2 separate regions of the Homo sapiens genome follow, and region 2 is linked to region 1. The links are chromatin contacts, found by Hi-C in ENCODE. All regions are on one chromosome and are shown on one strand. The core of a region is the stretch at or near the end of the contact, and the rest is flanking DNA. Distances in the headings are between cores, read along the strand shown.

Region 1 (6,257 bases), core at 1,962-4,461:
TTGCTGAGGAACAGGGTCAAAATATGTATGAAAATACTACAGTGATTATATTCATTTTTTGCCTGAAATTTTAAGTAAGACTTTTTACCCTGTTCTTCAGCAACGACCAGACCGTGTCAAGAGATGCAAAGTCTCACCTGTGAGTGCTCCGCCTAATCTAAAATTACATGTAAGTATTATTACTTCCCTGCTCACAGGAATAATCTGTTATTCTTGGAGATTTTGAAGGCAAGATGGCAAAGGGCCATAAAAGGCACATAACTGTGGGCCTTTACCTGGCTGCTTAAACCAAAACCTGGTTTTCCAGCATTTGAACAAAAAAAGGGAAACTCCGTCTGTGTTAGATTTCCTATACCACAGCCAGCTCCCCAATGAAGAGGTGCTGCCTGATTCTCCCAGCTGCCAATCTTGCCCTCTTCTACAGCATTTTAGTTAAAATAACTTCCTGTGTCTCAACATCTGGCTTGAGCGGTTTGGCTTCAGGCCTGAATCCCACTCAATGGGAAATGCCGTGACCCTCATGCTGGGATTCACGATGTCACCTGCTTGATTGAGGTGTTCATTATGCTTTACAAAATCACATGTATAAGACTATTAGGAAAACAGTTCAGCTGCAAATCACAAGACTAGGGCTACTGGAATTTTTGCTCCCAAATCACTAGATCAGTCAACCACTGCCTTTCCAGGTAAAGGGCTGTGCTCGCCTCGTCCCATTACCGAAGCTGTGATGTGGCTCTTCTGCCCTGTGCACTGCCACCCAAATGTACTCACGTGATTTCTGGCTTCCAGGGCTGCTGTTCCCAAGAGCTCCCTCCTCAGGAAGCCACACCATTCCCCCACCTTCTTAGTAGAGGCAGACTCTCCCTTCTACCACCAGTGTTTCCCAGGACCCCAGTTCTGGCCCAGAGCATGACAGCATCGAGGAAGCCTCATGCAGAGGCTCCTTACAGATCCCAGACTACCAACTTTTCCAGGTCTCCTATGCGTGGGCTGCTTTACTTTCTCTAAGAAGGCACAAGGAAAAATGCTGGTCCTTGGGTCGGTTGACTGAATCCTTTGATGTGACAGGTAGCTAAGCCACTTATCTGGACCCATAAACCTCCTTGGCAGGCCTGATTGGATTGTGGAAATTTCGATGGTGATCACATGTGTTTTCTCCTTAGAGTTGGCATGGCCAAGACAAGAGCCACATGCAACTTCTAAGCAAAACACACACACAGGCTCACACAAACACATAGCATGGTGCACTCCCAACGGAGAGGCAGTCAGGGCATTGGATGGGCAAAGACACTCCTTTCAGGACCCTTCAAAGGTAAATTCAACAGGAAGTGCACATTTACGGAGGAGCAAGTGACTAAAGGCACTCACAGACTTTTCCTTCTCTTGACTTGTGTACCTTTACATCTTTACATGAGGTGGGTTGGGTAAACAAAAGAAAATCTCAAGAAGATTCAGATTCTCTTTCCATGTCCCTGCTGCATTTAATAAGTTCCTCGATTGTAGTGACCACTGTACTGTGGTCAGATCCATCGATATAGCAGAGACTCTGTGCCTCAAAGGCAAGGCAATGTCTTTCCATCCTCAAGAGACCCAGCATCCAGCAGGCACTCAAGAAAGGATGGGTGAACCATTTATTAGTGGGTAAAGCAATGGATGAACTGAAACACAGTCTGTTTTTAGTTGATGTCCCAGTAAGAGTGTTAGGGGGAAGTCAAGGTGTTGGAGGGGTTGCTCTAGATTTCAATGATCCACACCATCTCTAATTTCTTACTAATTAATCAAATAGTGAATGTCTAACAAATGGGGAAGGTACTATGCTGGGCCAAGTAGCCATGTAATGGGTTTCTGAATCTCATAATTCAACATCATCTTCTTCAACTGACACTTGTCTTTCCAGGTCAATTAAGCAGGCAGCCTCATTAGTTCATGGGTAGACAACACGCAGAACAGACAAAGCAGGACCTGAGGGCCAGAGGGTGACAGTATCTAACTCTGCCCCTAAAAGCACAAGGCATTTGGACAATTTGTGCTACACTCTTTCCTTTAAACAGGCAACAGGAAAAACAATAAAAGATATTCCTACTACCGAGTTTATAAAAACACAAACAAAAAAAACCAGCGCCTCTCCACATGGCAGTATTCAAATCCTTATCTTTGGGCTCCTACCCTCTATCTGCTTGGAAACAGCTCCCTGTCTTTGTGGCCGCCACCCTCCCCAGCTAAAAAAAAAAAAGTCTCCCTCCAAATACTATCCAGTAGCTCTTCAAATAAAATGGGATGAATAGAGAGGCCTTGATAACCACCAGTTTTCTCATCTTCAAACTGGAAATCAGAAATAATATCAGTAAAGACATCGACTTATTAGGTACAGTGAGAAGCCTTTGAACTTAAAAGACGGGAGGAAGACAAGCATGCTGCTCGTGGGTTCGTCACACCCTGTTCTATGCAACAAAGCAACCCTCCCTGGGTCGAGAAAAAAAATCTCCATGATGATCTCTTAGAAATATAAATGTATTTATAGATAGATATTTTCCCTCTTACCATGTGTATAAGAGAACAGGACGTTGCTGGGCAGAGGGAAGTTATTGTGTGAAGGCCAAGGTCATAACAAGGTTACCGTTCTCATGAGTCTGGGCTAGGTCTGGGCCCTCCCGCCCCGCTCCCTGTATCAGCCCCACTCCCAGGCTCCAGAGCTAGGCCACTTGATGCCTGGTCAGTCCTTTCTGTGCCTTCCCAAATTTACTCTCAATTTCTGGCTCATCTACTATTCTCATTTGCTATTTCTTAAGTTCTGGGCCACGGGAGCCCAAGGTCTCACTCAGCCCTGCACAAACCCCAGCTCTCAAAGCCGGCGTCGCTCTCACTCATTCCCTGTCTCCGCATCGACACGGAGGAGCCACTGGATATAACGCTGAGGTATTAAAAAAAGAAGGAAGTTCAGAAAAACAAACACAGTACGACAGCATTTGTAGGAAGTTTTTTTTTAAAGGCAAAACTGTACAACGCAGTGTTCTAGATGTGGGAAAACCTAACGAAACTCATGAGGATGAAAAACAGCAAACGGGGTGGGGAGACTTGTGGACAGGGGAGGGGGAGGAGGCGGGGGGCGCGGGAGGGGGAGGAGGCGGGAGGAGGCGGGGGTGGGTGGAGGCGGGAGGGTGGGACTTATTAATGAGGCTTGTTTCCGAGTCCGGGTAGCAGATACACGTGACATCAGAAACATCTCATAATCACGAAAGAAATCGAAGCACGCGTGCTCTCTCGGGAGGGCCCTCCTTCTGCGTGCCAGCCCTTGGGATCTGGACTTCTGGCTCCTGGAAACATTCAAAAGGAAACCGGTGGGCCATGGAACCGCTGACAGGATTGGATGGTAAAACAGTGTCTTAGATCCACCCTCGGTGCCTACAAGGGTAACAGGCCACACCCCCATCTCAGAGATGGCAGCGACCTCATCCAAGGGGCAGGGGAAGCCTCAGAGGAGTGATTTTAGCAGCCTCTCACTTCCTCATTTGCCTGTGAAAATAAAGCTGACCCTAAACTTACCGGCTCTGCACTACCCTCCCGCTGGCTGCTTCATTGTCCTGGGCAAATCTTCAGCCCCAGAGACAGTAGTGTTTATTTTAGAACCAAACCCGCTGGCCAGGACACCATCCACGTGAAACATTTCTTCCTAAGCCTGAAGCTTTGTTGTAACCCTGTTGTCTTCCTCCTTATTGGCTCAGCAGTGAGATGGGCTGGCTTGAACCTCCAGGTCTTGAAACCTGCCCAAGATACCAACAACCACCTGTAATAAGGTGCAGGATCCCGCTCAAGCCCTTCAGAGCATCTGTGGATGTGTTACCTCATATGCCCTCACCAAATCCTATAAATAAGAATATCAAGTAGTATCCCCATTTCCAAGATGGGAAATGGCCCCTTCAAAGGTCAGGTCACCGACACTGTGATGCAGGTGGTGTCTCTAGGAGAGGCGCAGGCTTCTAGATCCCAACTGTCGTGGTTTGTTCTAAAGGCTGCAGCAGCCTGGACCATAAAGACAATTTTAAAGCAGTAAACCTAGCAATACAGCCTGGAAGAGAAAACCAAAACAGAGCCAAAAAAAAAAAAAAAAAAAAAAAAAAAACCCAAAACAAGGCAGGCACTGTAATGAAATGCTCACATTTACTCCAGTGCCCACATCTGCATTCCCAGAGTCTCAGAAATCCAGCAGGATTCCAATGCCATGGAAATATGTATCATTGTTTTTGCCAAACAAACTCCCTTACCTTAAGCAAAGGTCAAGTACACTGTAAAACTCCCAGTGCAAACAACCAGCTGGAGGACTTATCCCAGCCTCTGTAAAGTCTTTGCTAATAATTATCCAGACAGCTTTCCTAATTTTTATTTTTAAATGGGGTTGTGGCTCAGCAATAGTGTAAGGATTAATCGCCTTATCAATTAGCATGAGGAAAGGACTGCAAATACAAAGTAGGTGTGTTCTTCCTGGCTTTCTACCTGCTCAATTAGGCTCAGGTCTTAAATGATTTCCAAAATTGGACTACATCTACTGTGTTTACTTCATTCTAAATATCAAAAAGATATCTAAAAGCTTATCATAAAAAAATTTAGAATTTCCCTTTTTGGTTACCAGCCTAAAAGCTCCTTAGTTTAGGGACTGTGTTCTTATTCAACAAGCCATGCCCAGCTCCTGGTTCACAGAACACACTGAATAATGACAAATAATGGAAAACAGAAGGCGGCTGTGTATAATGAATGCATTTCATTCACTTATTCAGCAAGGAGGATGAGGTAGCACCATGCCAGGGGAGATGCCGAGATGAAGCCACACCACCGGCCTCAAGGGGCTCACAGTCTGATGAAGAGACACGTGCCTATAAGACACAGATGGGGTTCTGTGCTACAGGAATGCAAAGAAAGGGACGAGGCCTGGGGAAGACTTCACCAAAGAAGCAGCATTTGAATCTTCCCTTAAGGGAAAAGGAAGTAGGACTGTCCTGCCATGTGGGTGAGGGGAAGGGAAGAGGCCTGGGAGGAGAGTTTTCAGAGAGGCAACCAGCTCTTGCAAAGGCGGCCAGTGCAGAAGAGGCTAGACAGGTTAGGTTCTCAGTATCAAAGTCCCCAGGATGGAGAGAAATTGGAACCTTTAAACACTGTTGGTAGGGATGCAAAAATGGTGCAGCCATTATGGAAAACAGTATGGCAGTTCCTCAAAAAACTAAAACTAGAACTGCCATATGATCCAGTGATTCTACTTCCAGGTACTTATCCAAAAGAATTGAAATTAGGATCTCAAAGCACTTGACGTGAGCGCTCCCACGTTCACTGCAGTGTTATCCACAACAGCCAAGATATGGAAACAACGCAGAGGTCCACTGATAGGTGAAGGGACACACGAAACACAGTGAAAAATACAATAGAATATGATTCCGCTTAAGAACGAATGAAATTCTGACACGTACGACACGTGGATGAACTTGGAGGAATTATGTTAAGTGAAATAAGCCAGTCACAGAAGGACAAATACTACATGATTCCACTTACATGAGGCATGTAAAAATAGGCAAATTCAGAAAATCAAAGAGTGGGCTGATGGTTGCCGGGGGTAGAGGGAGGGAGACATGGGGAGTTGCTCGTCAACTAGCATCAGCTTTCAGGCAGGCGAGATGAATAAGCTCTGGAACTCTGCTGCACACATTGTGTCTATAGTTCACGATACTGTGCTGTACACTGAAAAAACCTGTTAAGAGGGTGGGTCTCATGTTAGATGTTCTTACCACAAATAAAATTAAAAAATAAAATAAAAAAGGCCCCAGGAGAGTTTCTGTTTCATCAACCCAAGGAAAACACCGGAAGGAGTCACAGCTCCAGTGAGGAAGAAGTGAGAAGGGATCTGCCATCGGGGGCTGGAGGGATGGTGGGAACCTTTGCCATTTCAAAGGGAAGCCCTGGCTCCCCTCGGGCACAGCATCCTGGGTGGGGTCTGCACCCCGAGCTGCCACCCATTGCATTTCCATGTCAGCGCCATGTCAGGTGCGCTGTGCCGATGTCTAATCAAGTCTCAGTCATTCAGGATGAAGAGAGAATAGGGAATTCAAAATACATAACTGCAAAAATGAAAGCTCCTTTATTAATTTAGTGCAATACAGAGACGTCCCAGAACAACACGGGCTGCATCCAGAATCACAGATCATTTCAACTAAGAAAAAGATGGGCACCGAGAAGGAGAGCGAGGAACATGCCAGCTGAGACTCATTTCATTC
Region 2 (6,257 bases), core at 1,094-3,593, 380 kb after region 1:
GATGGTTTATTGAAAAGCAAATTGTCTTAAAACCTAGGGAAGTGTGCACAGCTTTTATACGCCTGTGCCAGGTGAAAATGGAGCACAGATTCTCTAACAGTTTACATTTTTATTTACTTGGTCACTTTAACAAACAAGTCCTAAGAAAAGCTGTAGAAATTAGAACACGTCCACAGTTTAAAAAAAAAAAAAGAAGAAAAAACATTTAGCTGTAGCAAGCCTCTAATTGTAGGGACCACTGGTTTAAGGAGATCTTCTTGCTAAGCCTGTAGCCTGTGCCCCGTTTCAACCACGGACAGCAGATATTTACATGGGAGTTGACCTCCCAGGTCAGTTTTCACAAGACGATGGTATAGACCATGAACTTGTACCTTCAGGCAAAAGGCTGCATTGAGATTCATTGCTACGGGACCAGGGAGCCTGACTTGTAACAAAATCCACTGATAACTTGCCATGTGCCTTCGGCCAGAGCACTAGCAAGCATGGCGTGTCTCAGTGTGGAATGCTGGCTCCTCAGGAGGCACGAGCAGGTAGGAAAGCATGCAGACTGCAGCTGGGGAAGGCTCTGCTACTTATGCCTGGAGAGCAGGTTACTTCTTGCTCAGTTTCTTCATCTGTACAATGGAAATAAAGGTATCCATTCCAAAGGCCATTGTGCAGACTAACTTGAGATGATGTATGTAAAGAATCTAGCAAATACTGAGGGCTCAATAAAGAGTCCTGAGTGATCTATCATGATCATTCAGTGCCCTTTTATTAATTGCCTAACTGGGCTACCCCTATTTAGTAAAAATAAGGTTGACATTATACAGAAGCCAGATTAATGAAAAACAGTGTTCTATTTCCAGGCCCCCTAAACCTAAATAATCAGATTTTGTGGCTGAAATTGATGAGTCCAAACAGCCGTATCAAGGCTGAGGTCCGCATTTCCTCACAGCTATTATGATCATTGTTAGTAATGTCCTCAGATCTGTTATGATGTAAATAAAAAAGAACGGAAGAAAATGCTGTCATTCAAGAAAAATTATAGCATCTGAGCCTCTCTTCAAACATACAGTGTGAATGTCTTAGAAGTCAGCTTAGTATCTATAGCAAGAATCTTTGACCAATGTAGCCATTTTAATCACATACATGACTGATTCCATGAAATAGTTGACTTTCAAGCTATTTTTTTACACTCATATTTTTCCAAATGAAAGCAGCCCTGCTCTTCCATGGAAACTGACATTGGCACAATTCTGTTAACTAAATGAAAGACCTCCTTCACTTGAATTTCAACAGTCTTTCCACCAACGTTCCTCTTTTCCGTGGGGGCCCCAATCCAGGATCTCTTGCTGCAATGAGTTGCTCTGTCTTGGTCTTCTGCGACCTCTGACAGTTCCTCCATCGTTCCTTGTCCCTCATGACCGTAGCACTCTTAGAGAGGACTGAGCTATTTTAGCAAATGTCCCTCGATTTGGGTTTGTTGGCAGTTTCAGAGTGATTCGATTGAGGTGATGCATTTTTGGCAGGAACCCTACACAGTGACGCTGCATGAGACCTGGAGTGGCATATGGGGGTGGGGCTGAGGCTGACAGGTCCTGCTGCTGCTGAGGCTGCTGTGGAGTGCCTGGTGAGGAGGCTTCTGCCAGCTGTTTCCACAGCGAAGTTACCACCTTTCCCTTTGTAGTTAATTGAAGGAGGATGCCTTGCAGCTATGCAAATCCTGTTTCTCCTCAGTTTCACTCACAAATCTTTGCATCTATCAATCAATGGATCTTTTTTGCAACAATTACCAATGTGTCTGTTTGCCTGATGGCAATTTTTCTGTTTTTTAGATGCAGCTATGTTTTCATAGCCCCACAAACGTCACAACCCCTCACTTCAATAACTCTATTCCTTTTCTCAGCAGACACGCGGTCTCAGCCGTGAAAGCATTCATACTCTAGCCTTCCTCCCTTTCACCTCCTCTCTCCCACTGTATTTCCCATGTACTCCAGCAACGGAACAAAACCCAAAGCAGTGCCCTTGTATTAACTGGCTAGCTGGGCTACCCCTACATAGTGAAACTAAGGTTGAGATTGGCCAGAAGCCAGATTAATGAAAAATAAAATTGTGATTCATTTCCAGGCCTCTTAAACCTGAATGGTCAGATTTTGTGGCTGAGATTGATGAGTCCAAGTTGCCAGATCGAAGCTGAGGTTTGCATTTCCTTTTACATTGCACAGCTGCAGCCATGAGGCAGAACGCTCTAAATTCTTGCTTTCTTACATTTGATAAGCATTGGGACAAAGAATGATTAAGGCTGTACTGGTTGGAAGCACTGCCAAGGGATGCAGTCCATCCTGACTGTCCTCACCGTGGCCCCAGGATGTGGAAACAGTCGCCGCGCCTGCTAGCGCCGGGCGCCATCTAGTGGAGCTCCTGACAACTAAACGATCCTAGAAAAGCCAAGGTACTCAGCACCTGCAGGTCCCCATCCCCAGCCTACATCATGAGAGCAGAGACAGTCAGTGCCTGTTCCCCATGGCACCACCTCCCTACACGTATGTCAGTGGCATAAGAAATGGAGGAGGAGGGTGGATGTGGGCTCTCGGCCGGGAATGAATGGAATTAACCAGGACAGCAGTGGACAGGCAGGTTTGCACGAAGGACCCTGCAGGGCCACAGTCCATGCAACGGCTGGCCAGTCCCCTGCAGGAGGCTGAGGCTCTGGAGTGGAGGTGACAACATCAAAAGGCTAGCGTGGGCTAGGCTCTGAATGCCCAGAATGACCAAGAACTTGGGCTTGATGGTGAGAGTGAGCTTTTAAGACAGTTAATAAGCCTCAGAGGTCAGAGCTTTGGGATGACTGGCTCAGTCCTCGGGTTCATATCCTGGAGAAAGGGGGACGCATGAGAGAAAGCCGTGTGGACAGTCTCAGGTGATGCCAGGACTCTCTGGACCCCGCGCCTCAGCCTGGGGAGCCACAGATCCAGAAACATGCCAAATATGGGACCAAGACTGAGAACATGGTGTGCCTATGTGTGAGCCATTTTCTCAAAGGGATGTTGGGGCTATTTATTGTCAATAGTAATTTCATTAAAAAACACTCCTGAAGGGAGGTATCTGCCATGGTGTGCGTGGGTGTACCGCCTCGCCACCGGCAGGCACAACTGCTCTAGATTAAGAAGCTCCCTTAGACACAGTGAGGGGCGAGCTAGACCGGGAACAGAGATCGGAAGGTCTGGGGGGTTCAGAGAAAGAAAACCAGACTCGGTGACCGGCAGAGAAGAGGAAGAGGAGGAAACACTCAGAGCACTTGAGACCCTCGGCTCTGCAAGGCTGCAAGAGGCCATACCGCCTGCCGCCTCCTGCAGCAACACCTCCGGGCCCCCAGACTTTGCACTGAGACTGTTAGCCACTGGCTGGTGCAGACTCCATGGTTACGCAGCCCCAGATGTTAGAACGTGTTCTGTGCTGAGCCAAAGTCGCCCACAGTTACTTCTACCCACAGGCCTAGTGCCAGCCCCCACCTGACCCCTTCCCATGGCAGCCCGCCAACATCTGAAGGTGGCATCCCCTTCCTCCTAGCTGCTCTTCCACATTTCCTCCCATTCTTCTGACCCCTGCCCACCAGACACTCTTCTCTGGATGTAATAATTCATCTTGCTGCATCCCGGGGACAGTCTTGACTTGCATAAGGAGGCCAGGACCCCTGCCTTCCTAGACCTGGACACTGCACCCCCATCACACACGGAAGGCCACAGACAGCCGTGGCTGAAACCTGTCCTCAGCCCTTGCAAAAAGGCAAAGAAAACATACTTTCAATGGCAACATGAGACTCTACGTTTCTCCCTGTTAAATTTCGTCTCACTATGCTCGCCCCTTAGGGTCCACGTGGGCCATGTGTTCATACACATCGCTGATAGAGACGGGAGGCCAGGGCAGGCTGAAGCATGTGCCGGGCACTGTGCCTCAGGAGCTTCTCCATCAGAGGTGGCTCCAGGCCTCTAATCTATCCCTCTCACTCGGGGGCCAGCACCTCCCATAAGGCAAGGCACTAAGAGGACTCTGCTGCTCCTTGATCTCTGGGTTGCCCAAACAGAGCAAAACAAACCAAAACAGAGACACTGGTGCTAGGACTCTCCCCACTCAGACTAAAGAACCAGGCTTCCCCATGCTCTGCACTACAAAATGCAAAACCCAGAGCAATAGACAATTAGGACTCCAGAGCCCTCTGTGAGCCCTCTGAGATGAGGATCCATAGACACCCAGCCAGGAAAAAGGACCCAGTCATCCTCACTCTCCCATAAAGGTTCTGGAGACCCAGTGCCAGCTAAAAAGGGGCTCCTGTACTCACTGCTCTTGTCTAAAGGCACATAGGAAGGTATCTTAGGGAGATATCAAAAGCAGCATACCACCCAAAGTGATCTACAAATTCATCGCAATCCCCATCAAAATACAAATGACATTCTTCACAGGAATAGAAAAAAAAATCAATCCTAGGCCGGGCGCAGTGGCTAATACCTATAATCCCAGCACTTTGGGAGGCTAAGGCAGATGGATTGCTTGAGCTCAGGAGTTTCAGACCAGCTTGGGAAACATGGCAAAACCTCATCTCTACAAAAAATACAAAAACTAGCCTGGCATGATGGGATACGCCTGTAGTCCCAGCTACTTGGGAGGCTGAGGCAGGAGGATCACTTGAGCTGTAACTGCACCACCGCACTCCAGCCTGGGCAACAGAGGGAGACCCTGTCTCAAAACAAAACAAAACCAACAAACAAAACAACAACAACAAAAATGAGCAAAACAATCCTAAAATGTATATGGAACCAAAAAAGATGCCAAATAGCCAAAGCAATCTTGAGCAAAGCCAGAGGCATCACACTACACAATTTCAAAATATACGACAGAGCTACAGTAAACAAAACAGCATGGTACTGGCATAAAAAGACACATAGACCAATGGAACAGAATAGAGAACACAGAAATAAATCGATATACTTACAGCCAACTGATTTTTGACAAAGGTGCCAAGAACACACAACGGAAACCACCAAAGTGTCTAGCTACCAATGAATGAGTAAAGGAAATGTGGTACATATGCACAACGGAATACTATTCAGCCATTAAAAAGAATGAAATGCTGTCATTTGTGGCAACATGAATGAGCCTGCAGGCATTACGTTAAGTGAAATAAGCTAGGCACAGAAAGACAAATGTCACAAGATCTCACCCATATTTGGAACCTAGAGAAGGGGAGATCATAGAAGCAGCAAGTAGAACAGTGGTTACCAGAGGCTGGGGAGGGGCCAGCGGTGGACAGGGAAAGGCTGGTCAGTGAGCACGAAGTGACAGTGGGAGGAATAAGCTCTGCTGTACTACTGCACAGTAAGGTGACAAGGGTTAACAGTACTGCCTTGTGTATTTCAAAATAGCTGGAAGAGAGGATTTTGAATGTTCTCACCACAAAGAAAAGATGAATGTTTGAGATAATGGAAATGCTAAATACTCTGATTTGATTTTTACACAATATACACATGTATCAAAACATCACACTTTACCCCATAAATATGTACAATAATTATGTGTCAGTAAAAACAAACAAAAAAGTAAAAAACAAAACAAAGCAGCAGCCACAGACAGGGTCAGGTGTGCCACCACCCTGCGCACACACAATCCTATTAATATCTACAAACCCATCTTCCACTCCAGGTTCCAGAACCTGCCCACCCCACCCAGTTCTCCCAAGCACACAATTCAGAATCCCACTTGTGCTGTGGCCCATAATCAGCAAGGCCACGTTCACAGCCAACAGCATCAGTCACCCATCCCCACTGTCCTCTGGTCTCCCAATTCCTTCTGGGTCAGCTCTGGGCTCAGACCCCCTCTCATCCACTCTTCTCCCTTGACATCCTTCTGAGTCCTCCATCCCTCCTTCTCCCCTGCTTCCTCCTCCATTCAGAAACGGAATGATGGACACAGGCCCCCTGCTCTCCTTCCCACAGATCGCAACATCATGGAGGTGCTCTCCTCTGGCTGAGCCATGTCTCCTCTCATGAGTCCCCCCTTCCCTCCCTGTCCACCAGGCAAGATCGCACACAACTGTCACCTCTTATGTCACAAGGTGATTGCCACTTGCTTGGGAAAATCCAGTCCTAGAGACTCCCAGGACAGACCTCTTTTCCCTACAAAATCCTCCTCATCAGCCTTTGTCAAAATAGTGCTGCAAAAAGCAAGTCTAGTGTTCTCATGACACCTGCAACCCAGATCTTAGTAAGTCACCAAACTTG

What was found. Hi-C counts contacts between places; a loop is a spot of excess contacts on that map. Pooled maps may share reads with other maps.
Region 2: a loop to region 1 is called in a map of sigmoid colon, with 4 times the contacts of the local background. The contact joins two enhancer-like sites. A Hi-C loop is called at or near these places in 3 of 168 maps with a recorded cell type or tissue (B cell, sigmoid colon and tibial artery) and 12 of 50 pooled maps.

The regions. Positions count from the first base shown.
Region 1 is chr6:3,352,965-3,359,221 of GRCh38, forward strand. The region is part of intron 3 of SLC22A23 (solute carrier family 22 member 23); the gene reads right to left. Among named protein-coding and RNA genes, the nearest start is that of PSMG4, 97 kb to the left of the region's middle. RefSeq lists an enhancer at 3,179-4,069. Within about 2 kb of position 3,212, at least 35 of the 41 ENCODE cell types and tissues checked have a DNase peak (open chromatin) inside an H3K27ac peak, as active enhancers do.
Region 2 is chr6:3,730,337-3,736,593 of GRCh38, forward strand. The region is part of intron 3 of PXDC1 (PX domain containing 1); the gene reads right to left. Among named protein-coding and RNA genes, the nearest start is that of PXDC1, 18 kb to the right of the region's middle. RefSeq lists a silencer at 2,019-2,313. Within about 2 kb of position 2,344, at least 3 of the 41 ENCODE cell types and tissues checked have a DNase peak (open chromatin) inside an H3K27ac peak, as active enhancers do.